Regions from separate parts of the Homo sapiens genome. Here regions 1, 2 and 3 are each linked to region 4. A link is a contact called in ENCODE Hi-C or POLR2A ChIA-PET data. All regions are on one chromosome and are shown on one strand. The core of a region is the stretch at or near the end of the contact, and the rest is flanking DNA. Distances in the headings are between cores, read along the strand shown. Region 1 holds the start of ZNF557 (zinc finger protein 557). Region 2 overlaps INSR (insulin receptor). Region 3 overlaps SAXO5 (stabilizer of axonemal microtubules 5). Region 4 holds the start of INSR (insulin receptor).

The links. Hi-C counts contacts between places; a loop is a spot of excess contacts on that map. ChIA-PET counts read pairs that join two places held with the same protein, here RNA polymerase II (POLR2A). Pooled maps may share reads with other maps.
Region 1: a loop to region 4 is called in a pooled map, with 7 times the contacts of the local background. The contact joins the promoter of ZNF557 here to the promoter of INSR in region 4. A Hi-C loop is called at or near these places in 1 of 37 single-sample maps with no recorded cell type and 8 of 50 pooled maps. POLR2A ChIA-PET finds 5 or more read pairs at or near these places in 2 of 52 experiments (GM10248 and naive thymus-derived CD8-positive, alpha-beta T cell).
Region 2: a map of heart right ventricle shows a loop between it and region 4 (7-fold over the local background). The contact joins the enhancer-like site here to the promoter of INSR in region 4. A Hi-C loop is called at or near these places in 47 of 168 maps with a recorded cell type or tissue (CD14-positive monocyte, Caco-2, GM12878 and 25 more), 33 of 37 single-sample maps with no recorded cell type and 38 of 50 pooled maps. POLR2A ChIA-PET finds 5 or more read pairs at or near these places in 11 of 52 experiments (A549, GM10248, GM12878 and 6 more).
Region 3: a loop to region 4 is called in a pooled map, with 2.6 times the contacts of the local background. The contact joins the enhancer-like site here to the promoter of INSR in region 4. A Hi-C loop is called at or near these places in 3 of 50 pooled maps. POLR2A ChIA-PET finds 5 or more read pairs at or near these places in 7 of 52 experiments (A673, Panc1, RWPE1 and 4 more).

The regions. Positions count from the first base shown.
Region 1 is chr19:7,067,849-7,073,759 of GRCh38, forward strand. It overlaps ZNF557 (zinc finger protein 557), which reads left to right and starts at 1,855. Exons shown (of 8, transcript NM_024341.3): 1 at 1,855-1,925; 2 at 2,714-2,805.
Region 2 is chr19:7,156,380-7,162,361 of GRCh38, forward strand. The region is part of intron 9 of INSR (insulin receptor); the gene reads right to left. Among named protein-coding and RNA genes, the nearest start is that of ZNF557, 90 kb to the left of the region's middle. Within about 2 kb of position 3,277, at least 18 of the 41 ENCODE cell types and tissues checked have a DNase peak (open chromatin) inside an H3K27ac peak, as active enhancers do; they include CD14-positive monocyte, ascending aorta, dorsolateral prefrontal cortex and 5 more, where a contact is called at or near this core.
Region 3 is chr19:7,503,480-7,508,164 of GRCh38, forward strand. SAXO5 (stabilizer of axonemal microtubules 5) reads left to right here. Exons shown (of 9, transcript NM_198534.3): 3 at 642-745; 4 at 832-932; 5 at 1,845-1,957; 6 at 2,038-2,147; 7 at 2,485-2,686; 8 at 3,577-3,662. Among named protein-coding and RNA genes, the nearest start is that of SAXO5, 8.3 kb to the left of the region's middle. RefSeq lists a silencer at 3,072-3,151 and an enhancer at 4,464-4,685. Within about 2 kb of position 3,157, at least 5 of the 41 ENCODE cell types and tissues checked have a DNase peak (open chromatin) inside an H3K27ac peak, as active enhancers do.
Region 4 is chr19:7,290,600-7,296,344 of GRCh38, forward strand. It overlaps INSR (insulin receptor), which reads right to left and starts at 3,815. Exons shown (of 22, transcript NM_000208.4): 1 at 3,193-3,815. The coding sequence starts at 3,292. RefSeq lists an enhancer at 2,257-3,015 and silencers at 2,997-3,056, 3,107-3,246, 3,387-3,666, 3,687-4,076, 4,217-4,396.

The sequences.
Region 1 (5,911 bases), core at 605-3,104, 220 kb before region 4:
TTGGTTTTTTTTCCTTTTAATTCTTGAATTCCAGAGTCTTCAAATACATTCCATTGTTGTAAAGTGAATCATATTCACATTTTTTCCCTAGAGTTTAGCGATTCCTTTTGCATACAAATTCAGGCTGTATGTGTTCACACATAGATCTCAAATAACATCTTAATTTTCACAACGAAAAGCTCCCTTCCTCACCCTGTAGCCTGGCTCCTAGAAGCAACTTTTTTTTTTTTCTGATAGTAATTACATATTTGTAAGTTAGGTATTTATACTGCTTTTTCATTTATCAGCTTTAAACTATATTGAATTACTTTCTTCTCCGAAACAATTAGCACATAACTCTTACGTACTGTAAAACTAATTTTCCTCACCAAACATAATCATTTAAGGAATCTGGATAAATCAAAATTCAATGTTTATCATTTTATGACATCAATATTTACCATTTGTAGCATCTAAACCTTAGCCAGACATGTAACAAGTAGTATGTCATTAATAATTTTTTCTCATTTTTTCTTTTGATCTCTTAAATTTTAAAATTTCCTTTTTTATTTCTTCCTATGAATCCAACACCTATTTTCTCCACCAGAAATGTAGTTCTCTTTTCAGTAGATCCAGATGTGCACTAGACAATTAATCAGCTTTGGCTTTCACTTGGAGACATCCCTCCCTAGTCCTCCCTCCCCTCGTCCCCCTCTGGATGGGAGAAATATGCATACATGATCCCATTTTTGAAAGAAATTAGGAAGCTCAAAATCACACAAAAAGGCTGGGTGTGGTGTGGCTCACACCTGTAATCTCAGCACTTTGGGAGGCCGAAGTGGGGTATGACTTGAGGCCATGAGTTCTAGACCATCCTGGGCAACACAGACCTCCTCTCTACAAACAAATACAAAAATAGTCAGGCTTGGTAGTGTGGGAGGCCCGGGTGGAAGGATGGCTTGAGCTCAGGAGGTCGAGGCTGCAGTGAGCTATGATTGCACCACTGCACTCCAGCCTGGGCCACAGAGTGAGACCCTGTCTCAAAACAAACAAACGAAAAGCCACACACACACACACACACACACACGCCCTAAATGTGTGGCTATATCATTTTAACAGGCGGTGAATGTGGAGAAATGACTGAAGAAAACTTTAAAGAGTTCATTTTGCATCCTGCTACCTGAACAGTTTTAAAATCCACAAAAAGCCCTACACCCAAAAACTGACCTCCACCAAGTCTTGTCCTCTCAGCCTACTAGCTCAACCCCATTCCATGCCCCACCACTGCCTTATCTTGTCCACATACTCGCCCACCAAACCTGGTATTAACCCACAGCAAGATCCGCCCATCAAACCTAATGCCCGCCCACAACCTCGCCCCGGAACTTAGTCTCTGTCCTGACAGCCCCGCCCCCATGCCTGGTACCGCCCACGGTCCCGCCCCAGAACTTCTCCCCACCCCCGGAGCTGATCTCCACCCACACTCAGCCCTGCCTCCAGGCCTGGTACCGCCCACAGCCCCGCTCCAGAGTTGGTCCCCGCCCCCGGAACTGGTCCCCGTCAACACTCAGGCCCGCCTCCAGGCCTGGTACCGCCCACAGCCCCGCTCAAGAGCTAGTTCCGCCCCCAACCCTGCCACAGACCCGCGCCAGGACGACCCTGCCTCCGCGGCTGTCCCTAGCCAGGGCCCAACCTGGTTCTATTAATAACTAAGCAAACTAGAACACCTCAGCCGGAGGCTGGGGTGCGCGGCTGCTGCACCTGCAGCCTGAACCCGGGGGTCCTGACACGCCGCATTTTGGGCTGGGACCAGCTGGAGCCGGAAGCGGAGGTGCAGTGTGGCTAGCCGGAGACCGGAAGCGGAAGCGCGCTTGTGTCTTGTGAGAAGAGCCGCGCTTGCAGCGTCTGGGAGAATCTTTCGGTCTCCGCGAGAGGTGCTTCATTCCGTGAGTCCGAGTCCAGAGAGGGGCCCCAGCCGCGGGCCTGCGTCCCTCCCGGGAGCCGGGTTTCCGCCCCTGAGGCCTCGGGCTGTGCGCTCAGTTAAGCCCGAAGCTGCTGTTTCCTCCGGTGTCCGGGCCCCGCGCCCCTGTCATCCTCACTCTGTCGTCCTCACCCTGTCGCCCTCACCCGGGGCGATTCTGCGCCCCAGGGGACTTTTGGCTATAGTTGGAGACGGTTTGGGATGTCACAAAATGGAGGGTAGGAGGGACTGTGCTACTACTGTAATCTAGAGGGTGGAGGCCAGGGATGCTAGCAGCTCAGCATCCTGCAGCGCGTAAAGCAGCCGCCGCCAGCAAAGACTCATCCAGCCCCAAATGTCATTAGTGCCCAGGTTGGGAAACCCTGCTGGAGGGCATTAAAATCTCTGCAGTCCTGAATACACTGTAGAAATTATTTAGAATTCAGCCGAGTCCACTTATAAGGCCTAAAGTGACGAATTTAAAGCATCTGGAGTCACCATACAATCTCCAGCCAAATGAGTTAAGCAAGTCAGATGAAAACAGCTTTAAGCTTCTTGTCCCATTTTAGGGACCAGATGGCTGGATAGGAATCTGGTGAATTCAGGCACAGCCAGTAGCCTGGGTTCTTATTCTTTAAATCAATTTTTTTTAAGTGAATGGGGTGGTCTTTCTATGCAACAACTGTATTAGTCTCAGTAAATACATTTTACTATACGTACATATTACTCCCTACAAAAGGCCTCATAAGCGATTTTTGTGCCCTTTTTATTTAGACGAAAAAAGTATAATTCAAGCTCAGATTTGTGTTGAAACCAGCCTCAAGTTTCACCTATCCTCACTGATCCGTGGACTTCTGTATGATCAGGTAGGTACCGTGTAGAACCTGCAAGTTGCAAGACTCCACTGTGTAGAAAACCTGTGAATGGATTTTTCCTGTGTTCAGGTTGTAAACACAAGGACTCACTAACAGTGAGGGTATTTTTTTTTTTTTTTTTGAGACAGAGTCTCACTCCGTTGCCCAGCCTGGAGTGCAGTGGTGCGATCTCAGCTCATTGCAACATCTGCCTCCCAGGTTCAAGCAGTTCTCCTGCCTCAGCCTCCCAAGTAGCTGGAATGACAAGGGTGCACCACCACGCCCAGCTAATTTTTGTATTTTTAGTAAAGATGGGGTGTTGCCATGTTGGCCAGGCTGGTCTCGAACTCCTGACTTCAGGTGATCCACCCACCTCGGCCTCCTAAAGTGCTGGGATTACAGGTGTGAGCCACGAGTGAGGGTATCTTAAAAATTATTTGTTTGATGCCTTATATTCAAGAGAAGGATACTAAGGGGTGTGTGATAATGTGTGTCAAAATAAGTCAGTAAATACAGCTATATGCAAATCAGTACACAAAACATGTAAACACTATTTAAAAGTTTTTTTTTCAACCTTCCAAGACATCTCAATTTTTCTTTTATTTTTTTCTTTTCCTAACAGGCCTGCCAGCCTGTAGACTTATGCTGTATAATAAGGTAGCTGCTGGTCCATGCGGTTGTTTTAATTTAAATGTAGACCAATTAAGATTCCATAAAATTTTAAATTCAGCTTCTCAGTCGCACTAACCACATTTCAAGTGCTTGACAGCGACATGTGGTTAATGCCCCTATTGAACAGCAAAGATTAAGATCATTTCCATCATCCCAGAAAGCCCTGCTGGGCGGCATTGTTCTAGTCTCTTCCCATCTGTCCATTGCAATGAAGCCAGAACGGCTATTGTAAAAGATAATTTGTGGCCAGGAGCAGTGGCTCAAGCCTGTCTGTAATCCCAGAACTTTGGGAGGCCGAGGTAGGTGGATCACCTGAGGTCAGGAGTTCAAGACCAGCCTGGCCAACAGGGTGAAACCCCGTCTGTACTAAAAATATATAAATTAGCTGGGTGTGGTGACTCTCTTGAGCCTGGGAGGCGGAGACTGCAGTGAGCCAAGATGGCACCGCTGCACTTCAGCCTGGGCAACAGAGCAAGACTGCATCTCAAAAAAAAAAAAAAAAAAAAAAAAAGCTGGGCATGGTGGCTCACGCCTGTAATCCCAGCACTTCGGGAGGCCAAGGCAGGCAGATCACGAGGTCAGGAGATCGAGACCATCCTGGCTAACGTGGTGAAACCCCGTCTGTACTAAAAATACAAAAAAAAAAAAAAAGATTACCCGGGCGTGGTGGCAGGCGCCTGTAGTCCCAGCTACTCGGGAGGCTGAGGCAAGGGAATGGCATAAACCCGGGAGGTGGAGCTTGCAGTGAGCCGAGATCATGCCAGTGCACTCCAGCCTGGGTGACAGAGCGAGACTCCGTCTCAAAAAAAAAAAAAAAAAAAAAAATACAGCCAGGCACAGTGGCTCACACCTGTAATCCCACCACTTTGGGAGGCTGAGGTGGGCAGATCGCCTGAGGTCAGGAGTTCGAGACCAGCCTGGCCAACATGGCAAAACACTGTCTCTACTAAAAATACAAAAATTAGCTGGGCATGGTGGTGGGCACCTATGATCCCAGCTACTCGGGAGGCTGAGGCAGACAGAATTGCTTGAACCCAGGAGGCGGAGGTTGCAGTGAGCCGAGATCTCACCATTGTACTCCAGCCTGGGTGACAGAGCAAGACTGTCTCAAAATAAATACATAAAGATAAATTTGCTTTAGTCACTCGCCTGCCTGAAAAGCCTTTGCTGGCTCTCCACTGCCTCTCATGTTCAAACTCCTCACCACTCTTTATAATACCTTTCAAAATACAACCTTTCCCGTGCACTCTGGCCCCTTATTTGTCCACATGCTCCAAACTGTGAACTTGGCTTCCTAAGCAGCTTGCTTTCCTGCCTCTGCACGTGCACTTTCCACTGAGCAAGACCCTACCTCGACTCTCAAGACTCAATTCAAATGTTCTTAGTGTTTTTCCTTCCAAGGCTTCCCAGTCCCCTTCTTCCCAGATCCTGGGTTGGATGCCATGTGCCCCTCTGCCATATCACATATCACTCTGAAATGCAGCAGCAGGTCTGTGTGTGTGTCCTGCTCCCAGAAAGCCAGTTCTTAGATGACAGGGATCTTCCTCCCCTCCATCTCCAGCACCCAGCTGGGGGCAGGTATCAATAAAACGTGAATGAGGGGTCAACGTCGGGACCCTAGGGCTGCAGAAGGGATTTGAGAGGAATAACTGGGTGAGGAAATGCTATGCCTGGTTTGGACTTGGGAGGGAAGAGGGGGCGACCCACCAGGGGCTCACCTGTGCAGAGTTCTCTTCTCTACCGTTTGTGCAACACAGCTGCTGGAAGAGCCCACTCACAAACAAGTATAAATACATGGAACTGTAGAGAAATAATACAGATATTTGTTTTTTTGGTTTTTTTTGTTTTTTTTTTTTTGAGATGGAGTCTTACTCTCACCCAGGCTAGAGTGCAGTGGCATGATCTGGTCTCACTGCAACCTCTGCCTCCTGGGTTCAAGCGATTCTCCTGCCTCATCCTCCCAAGTAGCTGGGATTACAGGCACCCACCACCATGCCCAGCTAATTTTTTAAATATATTTTTAGTAGAGACAAGGTTTCACCAACTTGGCCAGGCTGTTCTTGAACTGCTGACCTCAGGTGATCCGCCCACCTCGGCCTCCCAAAGTGCTGGGATTGCAGGCGTGAGCCACTGTGCCTGGCTATAATACAGATTTTCTTGCATGTCATAATACTAAAACTTTCAGGCTTTTACATATAAGTACAAATATATAAACTTTTCACATGTATATGTGAATTTTGGGGGTTCTGTTAACACCACAGAGACCAGATGTCAGAGACACTTGGCAGCTATATTAACTGGAGGGTGGGGGCTGTGAGGCTGCAGGCAGGAATGGGAAAGAGCCTCCCATCTCTGCTTGGCTCCAAGTACCAGCGAACAACTGGCCTGTGGGGAATGGCTCTCCATTCAGTCCTCTCCCAATCCTTCTCTCCCCGGAGATTGGGGG
Region 2 (5,982 bases), core at 2,027-4,526, 130 kb before region 4:
GGTCCATTCATGAGTCCAGAAATCAGACTTGATCAGTGAATGGTTCTCACCCAGGGGGTGATTTTGTCTCCTACTAGGGACATTGGGCAACATCTGGAGATATTTTTAGGTGTCAGGACCTGGCTGGGGCGTCCTCCTGGAGCATGGAATGGGTGAAGACCAGAGATGCTGCTGAGCACCCTGAAGTGCTCGGGACAGTCCCACCCCAGAGAATGATCCAACGCCAGACAGAAAAAACACCAAGACAGAGAAACCCTGACCTAAAGGCATGAGAGGAGATAGAGGAAGGAACTTTTCAAACATGCATAGAAAAGGGAATTTAAAAATTAATAAATGAAGAAGAACACCAGTAGCTTATAAAGGTAGCAGTCCTAAAAATACAAAATACAATACTATTTCTCTCTTTTTTTTTTTTTTTTTTTTTTTTGAGATGGGGTCTTGCTCTGTCGCCCAGGCTGCAGTGCAGTGGCGCAATCTTGGCTCACTGCAACCTCTGCCTCCTGGGTTCAAGCGATTCTCCTGTCTCAGCTCCACTCCCCGTAACTGGGATTACAGGCATGCACCATCACACCTGGCTAATTTTTTGTTTGTTTGTTTGTTTTTTGTTTTTGTTTTTTTGGGATGGAGTCTCGCTCTTGTTGCCCAGGCCGGACTGCAGTGGCGCTATCTCGGCTCACTGCAAGCTCTGCCTCCCGGGTTCACGCCATTCTCCTGCCTCAGCCTCCCAAGTAGCTGGGACTACAGGCGTGCACCACCATGCCCGGCTAATTTTGTATTTTTAGTAGAGACGGGGTTTGGCCATGTTGGCCAGGCTGGTCTGAACTCCTGACCTCAGGTGGTCCACCCGCCTCAGCCTCCCAAAGTGCTGGGATTATAGGCTTGAGCCACTGCGCCTGGCATTTTTTTTGTATTTTTATTAGAGACGGGGTTTTGCCATGTTGGCCAGGCTGGTCTTGATCTCCCGACCTCAGGTGATCCACCCGCCTTGGCCTCCCAAAGTGCTGGGATTACAGGCGTGAGCCACTGCGCCCAGCCGATTTTTGTATTTTTTTTTTTTTTTTTTGGTAGAGACAGAGTTTTGCTGTGTTGGCCAGGCTGATCTCAAACTCCTGAGCTCGAACGATCTGCCCGCCTTGGCCTCCCAAAGTGCTGGGATTACAGGCATGAGCCATCGCACCCAGCCTACAATACTTAAGTACCGCAGCTGGTCATGTCTTAAGCCCCGAAGTCAAATCCCAGGGTTCTTGTGACCCACGGTGCAAGCACAGTTATGCCTCTGGTACAGCCACTGAGATGGACGGACACAGCTCTTTACAAGCAAAATCTGCAACAGTCCCTGGAGAGCCACCTCCCCTGCTGCCACTCTGCTTGGTGCCTGGTGACTGCTGAGCAAAGGAAATTCCATTTTCTCTCCTCCCCTTAATGCCTCGAGGATAGACAATAAGCTCTAAATCGTGTATCAAGTACCTTCCTGTGAATGGTGAGTATCCACTCGGAAACCCAAGTATTTACACAGCTTTAAAAGCCTATGAGAGACTGGAAAATACTTCTTAAGTTTATAAATAGACATAGAATACCCTGCCTGGGTTAACTCTGATGGGAGCTAGTTACAGCATTACAGATGGAAAAAAAAATGTAGAACTGCCTGAATAAGGGAAGCTCCTGGTATTATTATTATTATTATTATTATTATTATTATTATTATTATTATTTGGAGAGGAAGGGATATTTGTTCAGGCACAGGTATCATTCCTGATACCTGCTACCTCTTCCTAGAATCCACTGCATGAAACATGGTACACTGTGGTTTTCCTGAGATTAGAAAAATGAAGCATAATGGGCCAGGCGCGGTGACTCACGCCTGTAATCCCAGCACGTTGGGAGGCCAAGGTGGGCAGATCACGAGGTCAGGAGATCGAGACCATCCTGGCTAACATGGTGAAACCCCGTCTCTACTAAAAAATACAAAAAATTAGCCGGGCGTGGTGGCGGGCGCCTGTAGTCCCAGCTACTCGGGAGGCTGACGCAGGAGAATGGCGTGAACCCGGGAGGCGGAGCTTGCAGTGAGCCGAGATCACGCCACTGAACTCCAGCCTGGGTGACAGAGCGAGACTCCGTCTCAAAAAAATAAAAAGAAAAGAAAAGAAAAATGAGCATAATGAAGTCTCTAGAATCAGATTCACAGAGACAGAAAGGAGGATGGTGGGTGCTGGGGCTGGGGGAAGGAGAAGGGGAGTGAGTGTTTCATGGGGACAGAGTTTCAGTTTGAGAAGATGAGAAAGTTCTGGAGATGATGGTGGTAATGGCCGCACAACCACGGCAATGCACTTAATGCAGCTCAACTGTGCTCTTAAACATGGTTATAATAATAAATTGTATGTGATGTATATTTTACCGTGGTAACAACATATACACTAGTGATATTAACAGGAAGGGTTTGTAAGCTTATTTATTTGTGTGTGTGTGTGTTTGAAATTGTGGAAAAATAAGCATCACATAAAATATACCAATTTACCATCTCAATTTTTGTTTTGTTTTGTTTTTGGTGGAGTCTTGCTCTGTTGCCAGGCTGGAGTGCAATGGCGTGATCTCGGCTCACTGCAACCTCTGCCTCCCAGATTCAAGCGATTCTCCTGCCTCAGCCTCCTGAGTAGCTGGGATTACAGGCACCCACCACCACACCCAACTAATTTTTGTATTTTTAGTAGAGACGGGGTTTCACCATGTTGCCCAGGCTGGTCTCGAACTCCTGGCCTCAAAGTGATCCACCCCACCTCGGCCTCCCAGTGTGCTGGGATTACAGGCGTGAGCCACTGTGCCCGGTAAATCTCAACCATTTTAAGTGTGCAGTTCTGTGGTATTAAGTGCATTCACAATGTTGTGCAATCATCACCACCATCATCTCCGGAACTTTCTCATCTTCCCAAACTGAAACTCTGTCCTCAACCCGTCCCCTCCGCAGTCCCTGGCACTCCCCATTCTACTTTCTGTCTCTATGAATCTGAGGACTCTAGGGACCTCCTAGGAGTGAAATCACACAGAATTTGTCCTTAGTGAGTTTCCTTTTAATGATATTAACTTTGTGACAATTACAAATAAAACCATGTTTAAATGGTCCCTTGGTAATTACAGATTTAGACTTTCGGAATTAAAAAAAAAAAAAAGGAAGCTTCGAGTGACATTACTGGTGGCAGCTCTCACGGGTGGTTCTGGTTACTTGAATGCAGGGCCAACAGCTTACAGCGGAGCTGATGACTGGACTCGCCCTGGAGTTATATAAAGCATCAGAGCAGATAAATCACGTTTGCAACCCTCGGCTCAGGCGGGGATGATGTCACACACATACATATAGCATATGAGCTTAGAGCTGGGACAGCTCCCAGAGATCATCTGTCCTCCCGCCCCTTCTCCCAAAAAGGAGGCAGACGGTGACTTGCTTGGGAACTTAGCCAAAGCCCTTCAGCAGGTCAGGGCCAGAGCCAAGAGCAAATGTTGAGCTCCTGGCCTCAGCCACACCTCGCCAGTGGCCCCCTGGCCTTCTCCTCCAGGGTCATGGACCGAGGATATCACTAACAGAAAATATCTCAAGAAAAATACATCAAGATGCACAAGGAAACCAAAACTAAAGAAGGAAATGGGCCCAGCGCAGTGGCTCAGGTCTGTAATACCAGCACTTTGGGAGGCTGAGGCAGGAGGATCGCTTGTGGTCAGGAGTTCGAGACCACCCTGGGCAACATATCAAGATCCCCACCTCTAAAAAATTATTATTATTTTTATTATTATTATTTTTCTTAGATGGAGTTTTGCTTTTGTTACCCAGGCTGGAGTGCAATGGTGCAAGCTCGGCTCATTGCAACCTCCACCTCCCGGGTTCAAGCGATTCTTCTGCCTCAGCCTCCTGAGTAGCTGGGATTACAGGCCCACGCCTGGCTAATTTTTGTATTTTGAGTAGAGACGGGGTTTTGCCATATTGGCCAGGGTGGTCTCAAACTCCTGACCCCTGGTGATCCACCCGCCTCGGCCTCCCAAAGTGCTGGGATTACAGGCATGAGCCACTGTGCCCGGCCTAAAAAATTATTTTAAATAATTAGCCAGGTATAGTGTCTCAGGCCTGTAGTCCTGTGTAGTCCAGCTACTCAGGAGGCTGAGGCGGGAAGATCGTTTGAGCCCAGGAGTTCAAGCCTGCAGTGAGCTATGATTGTGCCACTGCACTCCAGCCTGGACAACAGAGTGAGACCCCATCTTAAAAAAGAAGAAGAAAAAGAAAAAGAAAAAAGTGACAGATGCTTCTCCAGTTTGGTGGGTTCTAAAAAAACCCAATGTTAAAATAATTTTAGGCTGGGCGCGGTGGCTCACGCCTGTAATCCCAGCACTTTGGGAGGCTGAGACGGGTGGATCATTTGAGGTCAGGAATTCAAGACCACCCTGGCCAACATGGTGAAACCCCGTCTCTACTAAAAATACAAAAATTAGCCGGTGTAGTGGCAGCACCTGTAATCCCAGCTATTCAGGAGGCTAAGGCACAAGAATCGCTTGAACCCAGCAGGCGGAGGTTGCAGTGAGCCAAGATCAAGCCACTGCACTCCAGCCTGGGTGACGGAGTGAGACTCCGTGTCAAAAAAAAAAAAAAAGAAAATAATAATAATAATAATTTTAAACTAATGTATACACACTAGTTTGAGACTTTAAATATTATTCCATTTTCCTTCAGATGGATGGAGGTCTATTAAGTAAACAAGATTAAGAAAAATTTGTCATTAAGTTTTATAATAAAATTATTTATATAATTATTTATAAATTTTATTTATAATTTTTATACAATAAAATGATTGCACAACATTGTGAATGCACTTAATGCCTTTTTTTTTTAATTTTGTATAATTTTTTTTATATATATAGAGACAGGGTCTCGCTCTGTCACCCAGGCTGGAGTGCACTGGAATAATCATAGCTCACTGCAGACTTGAACTCCTGGGCTCAAGAGATCCTCCCGCCTGGGCCTCCCAAGTAACTGGGACTACAGGTGTACACCACCATTTTTTTAAATTTTTTTAGAGATGGGATCTTGCTATGTTGCCCAGGCTGGTCTCAAACTCCCGGCCTCCAGTGATCCTCCCACCTTGGCCTCCCAATGTGCTGGGATTACAGGCATGAGCGCCAAGCCTGGCAGACATTTTTAATTGAAAGTATGGGGTGGGGGATATGAGATAACCAATTCTTGCTGCCTTCGATCCTTACAACTAAAGGATCTCAGTGGGGCCAAAATCCTTCCCTGACTTTGTCAATAACCATTAGTTGTGTTTCTAGCTTTGCACAGAAGTCTTGCGTGGGTTAACACAGCTGCATCCCCATCAGTGTGAGGAGGGATGAAGAGAACAAGGAAGGCAGGGAGGGAGAAAGAAGGAGAGACAAGAGGAGAAAATCCCAGAGGGAAATGGTGCCAAGACATGGGAAAAATCTGGTTTTGACACAAGTCTTCAGTGCGTGCTTGTGTTACGATGTTTAAAAATGTGTATGTATGAGCCGGTCATAGTGGCTCACGCCTGTAATCCCAGCGCTTTGGGAGGCTGAGGGGGGTGAATTGCTTGAAGCCAGGAGTTTGAGACCAGCCTGGGCAATATAAGGAGACTCCATCTCTACAAAAAGAAGTTTAAAAATTAGCCAGGGCCAGGCGTGGTGGCTCATGCCTGTAATCACAGCACTTTGGGAGGCCGAGGCGGGTGGATCATTTGAGGTCAGGAGTTCAAGACCAGCCTGGCCAACATGGTGAAACCCCATCTCTACTAAAAATACAAAAATTAGCCGGGTGTGGTGGCAGGCGCCTGTAGTCCCAGCTACTCAGGAGCCTGAGGCAGGAGAATCGCTTGCGCCTGGGAGGCAGAAGTTGCAATGAGCCGAGATCATGCCACTGCACTCCAGCCTGGGTGACAGAGTGAGACCCTGTCTCAAAAAAAAAAAAAAAAAAAAAAATTACCTGGGCAT
Region 3 (4,685 bases), core at 1,907-4,406, 210 kb after region 4:
TTTTATTGTGTGTGTGTGTTTTTGAGACAGAATCTCACTCTGTGGCCCAGGCTGGAGTGCAGTGGCACGATCTCGGCTCACTGCAACCTCCACCTCCCAAGTTCAAATTATTCTCCTGTCTCAGTCTCCTGAGTAGCTGGGACTACAGGCACATGCCAACACACCCGGCTAATTTTTATATTTTTGGTAGGGATGGGGTTTCACCGTATTGATCAGGCTGGTCTTGAACTCCTGACCTCAGGTGATCCACCTGCCTTGGCCTCTCAAAGTGCTGGGATTACAGGCATGAGCCACCACACCTGGCTGTATTTTTAAATTTATCATTATTTTTTAGAGATGAGGGTCTTACTATGTTGCCCAAGCTGGTCTCCAGCTCAAGATGGGCTCAAGCCCATCTTTGCACTTCAGCCACCTGAATAGCTGGGATTACAGGCATGGGCCATTGCACCTGGCTTTTAGTATAATTTATTTTATTTTTATTTTTATCTTTTGGTGTTTGCCAGACAGCTCTCAGTCTACACTGTTCAGAATGGCCCAGCTCCCCTTCCCAGGCAAGAAATAGAATTCCTTCCAGAGGGCTTGAGATGGCAGGGAATCTCAATCTCTCTCTCTCTCCCCCCATCCCCCTTGCCTATCCTAAGGGGGCCCCAACACCCTCAAGTGGGACTACACGAGACAAGATGGGACTTCCTACCAAAGACAGTTCCAGGCCCTGCCAGGCCCACCTGCCTTGAGGTGTAAGAGGGTAAATTGAGGCTGTGTTGGGGCTGCAGGCGGGGGCAGAATTGGGGGCTGGGTGGTTTGGGCCTTCCTATCCCTGTCTGCCCACAGGCCTCCTCCGGAGTGGAGCTGGGAGACTGCAAGATCAGCTATGGATCAACGTGTTCGGAGCAGAAACAGGCCTACAGGCCCCAGGATCTGCCTGAAGATAGGTATAAAGGGGCCACTGCGGGCACGGTGGCTCATGCCTGTAATCCCAGCACTTTGGGAGGCTGAGGCAGACAGATCATGAGGTCAGGAGCTCGAGACCAGCCTGGCCAATATGGTGAAACCCTGTCTCTACTAAAAATACAACAATTAGCCGGGTGTGGTGGTGGGCGCCTGTAATCCCAGTTACTCCGGAGGCTGAGGCAGGAGAATCGCCTGAACCCGGGAGGCGGAGGCTGCAGTGAGCCAAGATTGCACCACTGCACTCCAGCCTGTTCGACAGAGCAAGACTCCATCTCAAAAAAAAAAAAAAAGTGGGGGACGAGGGGGCACTGCCTTCCCACCCAGATGGGACAACTGGCTTTCAGTAGCATGTGGTATTTGCCCCTTAGGGCTTTAGGGCCCATACTCTGCCTCTGAGGTCTCTGTCACTGGTAGCCAAGGTGCACTATTGTGCCAGATCTCTCATTATCAGAGCCCCACAGCTTGGTCATTAGGAAACCCTGCTCCCCTCCCTCTTTCTGGGGGTTGCAAGGCCCCAGATGGATCCACTTTAGCTTCTTCTTCTTCTTTTTTTTTTTCTTTTTTTTTTTTTGAGACGTAGTCTCGCTCTGTTGCCCAGGCTTGAGTGCAGTGGCACAATCTCAGCTCACTGCAACCTCCGCCTCCCGGGTTCAAGCAATTCTCCTGCCTCAGCCTACCGAGTAGCTGGAATTACAGGCATGTGCCACCATGCCCGGCTAATTTTGTATTTTTAGTAGAGATGGGGTTTCACCATTTTTGCCAATCTGTTCTCAAAAGCCTGACCTCAGGTGATCCACCCACCTCAGCCTCCCAAAGTGCTGAGATTACAGGGGTGGGCCACCATGCCCAGCCCACTTTACCTTATTCTTGATGGAATAATACACTACGTACAGGTATGACAAGGCCCAGGCCACAGCCCACATCCACTGTGTAAATATCCGTCCTGGTGACGGCCTCTTCCGCGACAGGACCACCAAGGCCGAGCACTTCTATGCCAGGGAGCCAGGTGAGAGCCTGAGGCCCGCCCCGTCCCGCCTCCCACCGCAGCCTCCCAGGGCAGCTCTGCACCTGTTCCGCTTCTGGCAGAGCCTTTTGTTCTTCACCACGATCAGACTCCGGAGTCGCACATCCTGAAAGGAAATTGGTGCCCCGGCCCCGGCAGTCTGGACACCTTCATGCAGTACTTCTACGGCCAGGTGAGCAGGAAGAGCGAAAAGGCGGCAGGGAAAAGGGCTTCCCAGACAGAGCAAATAGCAGGTGCAGAAGTCCCAAAGTGGGAGTGAGCTTGATATGTATGCAGGAATCTCCTGGATGTACTTGAGTGATCTAGGGCGAGTCACTTAACCACTCCGATCCTCCTCCGTGGCTCCTTCTGTAAAATGAGATAAGAGTACCAACTCCCAGTGCTACCAGGTGGGGCCCAGAAGGGGTGAGGGAGCTGTCCAAGGTCACACAGAGCCCACCTCCTCCCTCCCCCCCGGGCCCGGGGACCTCTCGGACGCCGGAGCTTTCAAATGCCATGTGGTCCTACAGCCGCCACCCCCGACCCAGCCACCCAGCCGCCACGTGCCTCATGAGAAATTGCAGAGTCATGTGACCCTAGGGGAGCCAAAGCTACTCAAACGCTTCTTCAAGACCACCATGGGCTCGGACTACTGCCCTTCAGAGTGGAGACAGGTGCAGAAAGCGCCCAACCTCCACTTGCAGCAAAGCTACCTGCCGCGGGGCACGGGCGGTGAGCGCTCCCGGGAAGCCCCGCCCCATGGAGCCCCGCCCCGGGAAGCCCCACCCCCGAAAGCCCCGCCCCCATGGAGCCCCTCCCCATGGAGCCCCGCCCCCACGGAGCCCCGTCCCGGGAAGCCCAGCCCTGGAAGCCTCGCCCTTGCCACTGCTCTGGCCCCGCCCCTAACCAGCCCTCCCCTCCCCCGGCTTCATCCCCTGAAAGGCTAAATCCCACCCCCAATTGACCAGAACCCCAACTCTGCTCCTGGATAATCCCGCCCCTTCATGGCCATGCCTCTCCCCTTCATAACTCCATCCTTCTGGACACGGCCCTGCCCCTTCTCCATCCTCTCTTATCCAGTCTTAACTCCTCTTCCATTGTCAGACTCTGGCTCCGCCCCTGACCCGCTAGCCTGCCCTGCCTGGCCCTGCCCACAGACTCATCTGGCCCGGCCCCGCCCCTGACCTTCTTAGCCCTATGCCCTAGCTCTGGGTTCCTCCCCTAGCTCCTCCGTCCTCCTCCAGCTCCTCCCTCTTCCCAAGCTCCTCCCCCTTTCTCTGGCTCCTTCCTTTGTCCCAGCTCCTCCCTCTTTCCCAGTTCCTCCCTCTTCCCCAGCTCCTCTCTCCTCCCCTGGCTCCTTCCTCCTCCCCCACCTCCTCCCTCTTCCCCAGCGCCTACCTCTTTCCCAGCTCCTCCCTCTTTCCCAGCTCCTCCCCCTTCCTCTGGCTTCTCCCTCCTTCTTTGGCTCCTCCCTCCCCCCTCTCCTAATCCATTTTTCTCCCCTGGTCAACTTCAGCGCTGGCCTGGGCTTGGCTCTTGAACCCTTCCCTTGAACTTCACCACACCCTCAGCCCCGCCTCGGCCCACAGCCCTCACTCAGCCTCCCCAACCTGAATCTCCAGAATTCGATTTTTTAACCATGAACCAGAAGATGCTGAAGCCACACAGAACACCTCCGGCCCCGGTGACTGAAGAGATGCTACAGCGGGTAAGGGAGGCGGAGGGGAGCCACCCATCATTAGGCAACCCCCACATTGGTGTAGAGTTATCTCAGGACGACTATGCTGTCACCCTGTCTCAGAGTTAGTGATCACCCAGGCTCGGGGGCATCTTAATATCCCTTCAGCCTGAAGATCATCCCTAGCTTGGCCGGGTGCAGTGGTTCACGCTTGTAATCCCAGCGCTTTGGGAGGCCGAAGCAGGCGGATCACCTGAAGTCAGGAGTTCGAGACCAGCCTGGCCAACATGGTGAAACCCCGTCTCTACTAAAAATACAAAAATTAGTCAGGCATGGTGGCGCATGCCTGTAATCCCAGCTACTAGGGAGGCTGAGACAGAATTGCTTGAACCAGGGAGGCAGAGGTTTCAGTGAGCCAAGATCGCACCATTGCACTCTGGGCTGGGCAACAGAGCAAGACTCTGCCTCAAAAAAAGGAAAAAAAAAAATAGAGGTCATCTCTAGCTCACCCCCCAGGGTCATGTCAAGGTCAGCTCAGGGGCATCTTTGCACCACCACCACTGTTATACCCAAGACGAGGGTTAATTCAGAGCCACCCAGGATCACCCCAGCCCTGGAGTCCTTCCAGGGACACCCCTGGTTTCTCTCCATCTTCTTATCCAGCTCCTCATTCAGCCCAGCCTGGGGCCCTTTTTGCCCACCTCTCCCCAGAGTTCAACCTCCCCAGCCTTTGATGCTCTGGCTCTGTCCCTAGGCGGCCCCACCTTACCCCAGGCTTCACCTTCTGAAGGGCTAAATCCCACCCCAAATTGACCAGAACCCCAACTCCGCCCCTGGACAATCCCGCCCCTTCGTGGCCAAGCCCCGCCCCTGCATAACTCCACCCTTCTGGCCATAGCCTCGCCCCTTTCCCTATCCTCTCTTACCCAGTCTTAACCATCCTCCTTGGTCAGACACTGGCTCCGCCCCGACCAGCTAGCCTGCCCTGCCTGGCCCCGCCCCCTGACTCATCAGGCCTGGAGATCCTGGGGTGGACAGGGTGGATCGGCCACC
Region 4 (5,745 bases), core at 2,565-5,064:
CCATCTCTACTAAAAATACAAAAATTAGCCAAGGGTGGTGATACACGACTGTAATCCCAGCTACTCAGGAGGCTGAGGCAGGAGATGCACTTGAACCTGAAAGGCGGAGGTCGCAAAGATCGTGTCACTGCACTCCAGCCCGGGTGACAGAGTGACACCCTGTCTCAAAAAAAAAAAAGAAAAAAAAAAAGGCCAGGTACGGTGGCTCACTCCTGTAATCCCAACACTTTGGGAGGCCGAGGCGGGTGGATCACAAGATCAGGAGGTCGAGACCATCCTGGCTAACACAGCAAAGCCCTGTCTCTACTAAAAATACAAAAAATAAGCCGGTGTTGTGGAACACGCCTGTAATCCCAGCTACTGGGGAGGCTGAGGCAGGAGAATCCCTTGAACCTGGGAGGTGGAGGTTGCAGTGAGCTGAGATCGTGCCACTGCACTCCAGCCTGGGTGACAGAGCAAGACTCCGTCTCAAAAAAAAAAAAGCCATATTGGTTGACATTAGAGATTAATGATCTGAAAAGTTCTTTGCCCCTCCCCAAGCCTTCAAGAGGCATCACAGCCCATTTATTTGACAGGATTTTGTTCACCATCACCCCAATCGTGGGGGGTACGGAGGCTCGGACTCAAAAGAACAAAGATTTGTTAAGAAACCATTGCTCTGCAGCCACACTAGCTAGATTGCAATCCCAGCCCTGCTGCCTGCTGGCCTCAAGCGAAGTTTTCTCACTTGTGAAAAGGGAAGATTAAACCGCACCTCGTGGGGTTTTGCCGTGAGGATTAACTGAGATTATATATGCAAAGCGCATAGAACAGCACCTGCTGAGAGCTTGCTCTTCTAATTCTTAGGAAGGTATTATGCAGAGAATAAGGAACTCCTTAAGATGATAAAGGAGCCCAGTACACCCAGGAACTCCACCACTTGTGCCCCACTGCAGAACAAATATTTACTGAACACCTACTATGTGCCAGGCATCGTTCTGGGCTCTAGAAATGCAACGGTGAACAACAACAAACCATAAACCCCTGCCCATATGGAAGCCATAAATGTGCAAAGAAATGGTAAATCCATTTACTGACCCTGAAAGCCCAGGCACAGATCCACAATTAATTACCAAAGCTACAAGGAACAGAAGAACAGGGAACCACACACACGCACACATAGAATCTGGCATAGTTCGAAACCACTCATCTTGGATTTTCTTTTTATTTATTTATTTATTTTTGAGACAGAGTCTCGCTCTGTCGCCCAGTGGCACGATCTTGGCTCACTGCAAGCTCCGCCTCCCGGGTTTACGCCATTCTCCTGCCTCAGCCTCCGGAATAGCTGGGACTACAGGCGCCCGCCACCACGCCCGGCTAATTTTTTCTATTTTTCAGTAGAGACAGGGTTTTACCGTGTTAGCCAGGATGGTCGTGATCTCCTGAACTGGTGATCCACCCGCCTCGGCCTCCCAAAGTGCTGGGATTACAAGCGTGAGCCACCACGCCCCGCCTTTTTTTTTATTTTTTTGAGACAAAGTCTCGCTCTTTGGCCAGGCTGGAGTGCAGTGGTGCCATCTGAGCTCACAGCAACCTCCTCCTCCCGGGTTCAAGCAATTGTCCCGCCTCAGCCTCCCAAGTAGCTGGGACTACAGGCGAACGCCACCAAACCCAGGTAATTTTTGTATTTTGAGCAGAGAAGGGAGTTTCACCATGTTGGCCAGGATGGTCTCCATCTCCTGACCTCGTGATCCGCCCGCCTCAGCCTCCCAAAATGCTGAGATTACAGGCTTGAGCCACCGCAGCTGGCCAGATTTTCTTAACAAGAACTCCAACTAACCGCCACCCTTCATTGAGCACCTACTGTCTCCCAGGCACCTGGGGGCGGGGCTGGGGGGGGGTGGGCCCGGGGCTTTTAGACATTATGTGATTGACAGAGTCGACTCAGCAAACCCGGTTGGTCCACTCTAGCACCTGATTTTACATGCACCCGTTTCCCCATCAATACATTTAAGAGCTTCAATTCCTTCCCTCCCTGACCCCTTCCTCATCACGACTGATTTCCTTTTATGGAGAAATCTGAAACAGTAACCCAACAGATATTTTTAAAGCAGGGCCTCAGACCCCACAGTGGGAAACCCAGGCTATATTCCTTAAATGATTGCGCCATCTTCATCTTACAACCCCAAAGGTGCCTATTGTCAAGCCCAAGGAAGATGCTGCCCACACGTGGGAGAGGGGCCCATGGGGTCAGGGGGAACGAAAGGCTCACTCAAGGTCAAAGGCTCCTTCATGAAGCGCAGGGCTGAGGGGAGAGGAGGGGTCAAGGAGACAGCAGACAAGGGACAGTAGTCCAGATTCTTGGGCAGAACGGGACACACAGAGGCTCAAGTCCTGGCTCTGGCACTGACTTTAGGGCAAGGGAGTTATGCGTCCTACATGAGCCTCAGTTTACTCCTCTGTGAAATGGGTGCATAACTGTATCTGCCTCCGGGGGCCACTGTGACAGTCCAGAGAGATAAGATAGACTAGGCTGTGGCGTGCGGTGATACCAATTACAATAAATAGGGTAAAAAACCGCCACTACTTCTGCTACAATTGCTGCTGTTGCTAAGGCTTTAGAATTTGCCTCCGGACATCTGGAAACAGAACCCAAAAGGGTAAACATGGACCTAGAGTCCGGGGTGGCCACGGGCCTAGATCCAAGGTAGTTGGGTAGAGGGGGGCTCTGCAGTCCCTGACCCCAGGCAGCGTCACCCACCGGTGAGGCACTCAGGGCGCTTGGCTCTACCTACACCATATGCGCTCGGGGGACTTGGCTGTTCGGGGCTGTCCAGACCCAGTGACCCCACTTCCCGGCCGCGACCCAAAGATGACGCGTGTCGTGTCTCCGGAGCGACTTGGGCTCGGAGGGGCCGGGGCACGGGTCGGAGGCGCGCTCCAGAGAGGAGCCCGCGGCGGGGCGGGCACCGGGGCAAGGTTCCTCGGGCTCAGGTCGGGCACGCAGGGCGCGGAGGCGCGAGCCCGGGCGGGCAAAGGCCAAGGTCAGAGGCTTCCCGCTCCCCCTACGCGATGCAGGAGCTACCGTCCTGGCCACCGCCCCCCGCCCCTGGGGAGGGTTCTCAGTCCACAAGCGGGGGCTCGATTTTGGCTTGGGTGGGGTCCTCTCCCCATCGCGGCGCTCCCCGCCCACGCCCGCGCCCCCAGACTCACCCTCTCCGGGGTACAGGTGGCCCGCGGCGCCCAGTAGCAGCGCGGCCACCGCCACCAGCAGCGGCGCGGCCGCCGCCCCCCGCCGGCCCCCGGTGGCCATGGCTGCGGGAGCGCGGGGTCTCCTCGGATCAGAGCGCGCGGCGCTGGCCCGCGGGGGTCATGCTCCGAGGCGGCCACCCAAGAGGCGCTGGGGGCCGCGCGTCCTTCTCTTCCACGCCCGCGACCCGCGGGCCGCAGCCCCCCTGCCGGGGAGGGCCCAGAGGCAGCCCCGGGAAGGGCGCGCGCGGCTTCGCCAGCTACAAATACTGAGCGGAGGCCCTTGCGGTGGTGGCCCCGACCCCCCGGCCGCTGCGGCCCGGGCCCCGTCCCAGGATCTCGGGGCCCGGAGCTCCGCGCTGCGCCCGGGACTGTCTCTCGGCTCTCGGCCCCGCGCGCTCTGGGTCGCGATCTGCGGGCTCCGGGACAGAGGGACGCGCGGACCGACGGACTAGCTGACTGGCGGGCGGGCACCTGGGCTGGCGGGTGGCGGGCGGGCGGCGGGAGAGAGGGCTGCTCGGGCCCGTAAACAACGCGGCCCGTCAGCTGGGCCCCGTGCGGGCCGCGGGAAAAGGCGGCGCGGATCTGGCCTAGGAAGGGACTCTGCGCCCGGGAGAGGCCCAGGAGAGGGAGGGAAAGCTTGCAGGGGAGGGAGGTGCCGCCCGGCCCCGCCCCGCCCCGCCCGCCTCCCCGCCTCCCTGTGCCGGGCCCCGCGCGGGAGGCCCTGGGCGCGCCGGGACCGAGGGCGCGCCCCAGATCCGCGCGCCCTACAGCCCCGAGTCTCCTCCAGTTTCAGACCCCCGGAGGCGCCCCACAGGCCCGACGCAGCGGCACAGATCCTTTCTCTACCATTTTGCTATTTTGTTCATAGTGGGCTTTGGAGGATTCCTGTTGATTTTTTAAAAAATACTGCATTAAAATGTTTATTTTGGTGACTCGAGGTGGTTTTGGTTTCTTTCTTTTTTTTTTTTTTTCACTCCCTTAAATTTTGCACCCCAGGCGAGTAGTGTCTCACTCGCCTTTCCTCAGTCCGGGCCTGGCCAGCGACACTCGTCCCAGAGCGCGTGGGCGCCCCCAGATGTCCCGCCCGCGAGTGCGCCCCGGCCCAGGGGCGAGACCCAAGCCAGGCCCCTGGGGACAGCCACGTGCCCGCGTGCCCAGTGCGCTCCCTGTGTTCAAGTTGGAGAAATGACACCTGGAAAAATGTGCAGACGCTTCTGAAAGGGCAAAGACGACGCCAAAGAAGACGCCGGAGACCTCGAATAGGGCGCAGGTGGACATCTCTGATTTTCAGCAGACCAGCCTGTATGTGTCTGAAGTCTAGCAACGACATTCACCAACAAGGCGGGACAGCGGTTCCACCTACCTTACTGCAGGAGAGGAAGGGGCTTTCAGTATAGGAAAGCCAGAACTCAATGGGAGGAGGGTTCCTCCACCCCTCACTCCTGTGTGGTCTTGGACCAGGGACTTTTCTGTCTCTGGGCCAGTTTCACTTGTGTAATGGGTTTAATAATACCTGCATGCCAGTTCTGGGGAGGTACCCGGGAAAGAAAACTTAAGAAAGCGCCCAGCACAACCCTAGACCCAAGGCATTCATTCTTCTTTCATTCAATAAACAGTTTGCTAGGAGCTGGACCCACTGTTCATGCAACAGGCCAAACCTATTCCTGCCTCTGGGCCTTTGCCCCAGCATTTCCCTTGCCCGTAACACTCCAGGATGGCTTCATCTCTGAAGTGCCATCCCTAACCATATTTTTGCAAATCCTCCCCCCAGTTCCGTTTCCTTCTCTCTCTCTCTCTCTCTGTTTTTTTTTTTTTTTTTTTTTTTTTTTTTTTTTTTTTTTTTTTAGATGGAGTTTTTCTCTGTTGCCCAGGCTGGAGTGCAATGGCCAGATCTCAGTTCACTGCAACATCACCTGCCTGGGTTCAAGTGATTCTCCTGCCTCAACCTCCCAAGTAACTTGGATTACAGGCATGCGCCAGCACACCCAGCTAATTTTCTGTATTTTTAGTAGAGACAGGATTTCACCATGTTGGCCTGGCCGGTCTCAAACTCCTGACCTCAGGTGATCCACCGGCCTTGGCCTCCCAAAGTGCTGGGATTACAGGCCTGAGCCACTGCGCCTGGCCCCTTCTCTCTCATTTTCATAGCATGTTTACCCCACTACCTGCAATTGTTTGTTTTTTTTTTTTCTTTTCTTTCTTTTTTTTTCCTTTTGACAGAATCTTGCTGTCACCCAGGCAGGAATGCAGTGGTGCAATCCTAGCTTACTGCAGCCTTGAACTCCTGGCCTCAAGCAATCCTCCTGCCTTGGCCTCCCAAGGTGCTAGGATTACAGGCATGCGCCACCATGATTGGCCTTGAAATTCTTATTCGTTTTCTGTGTCTTCTCCCCTTCCCGTGAAGGCGGAAATCTTTTCGGTCTTGTTTCACTGCTTAAACCCAGTGCCTGACAAATCTGTTGCTTAATAAATATTTGTTGAGTGGGAGAATCAACAAGCAATAAGTAATAGGGG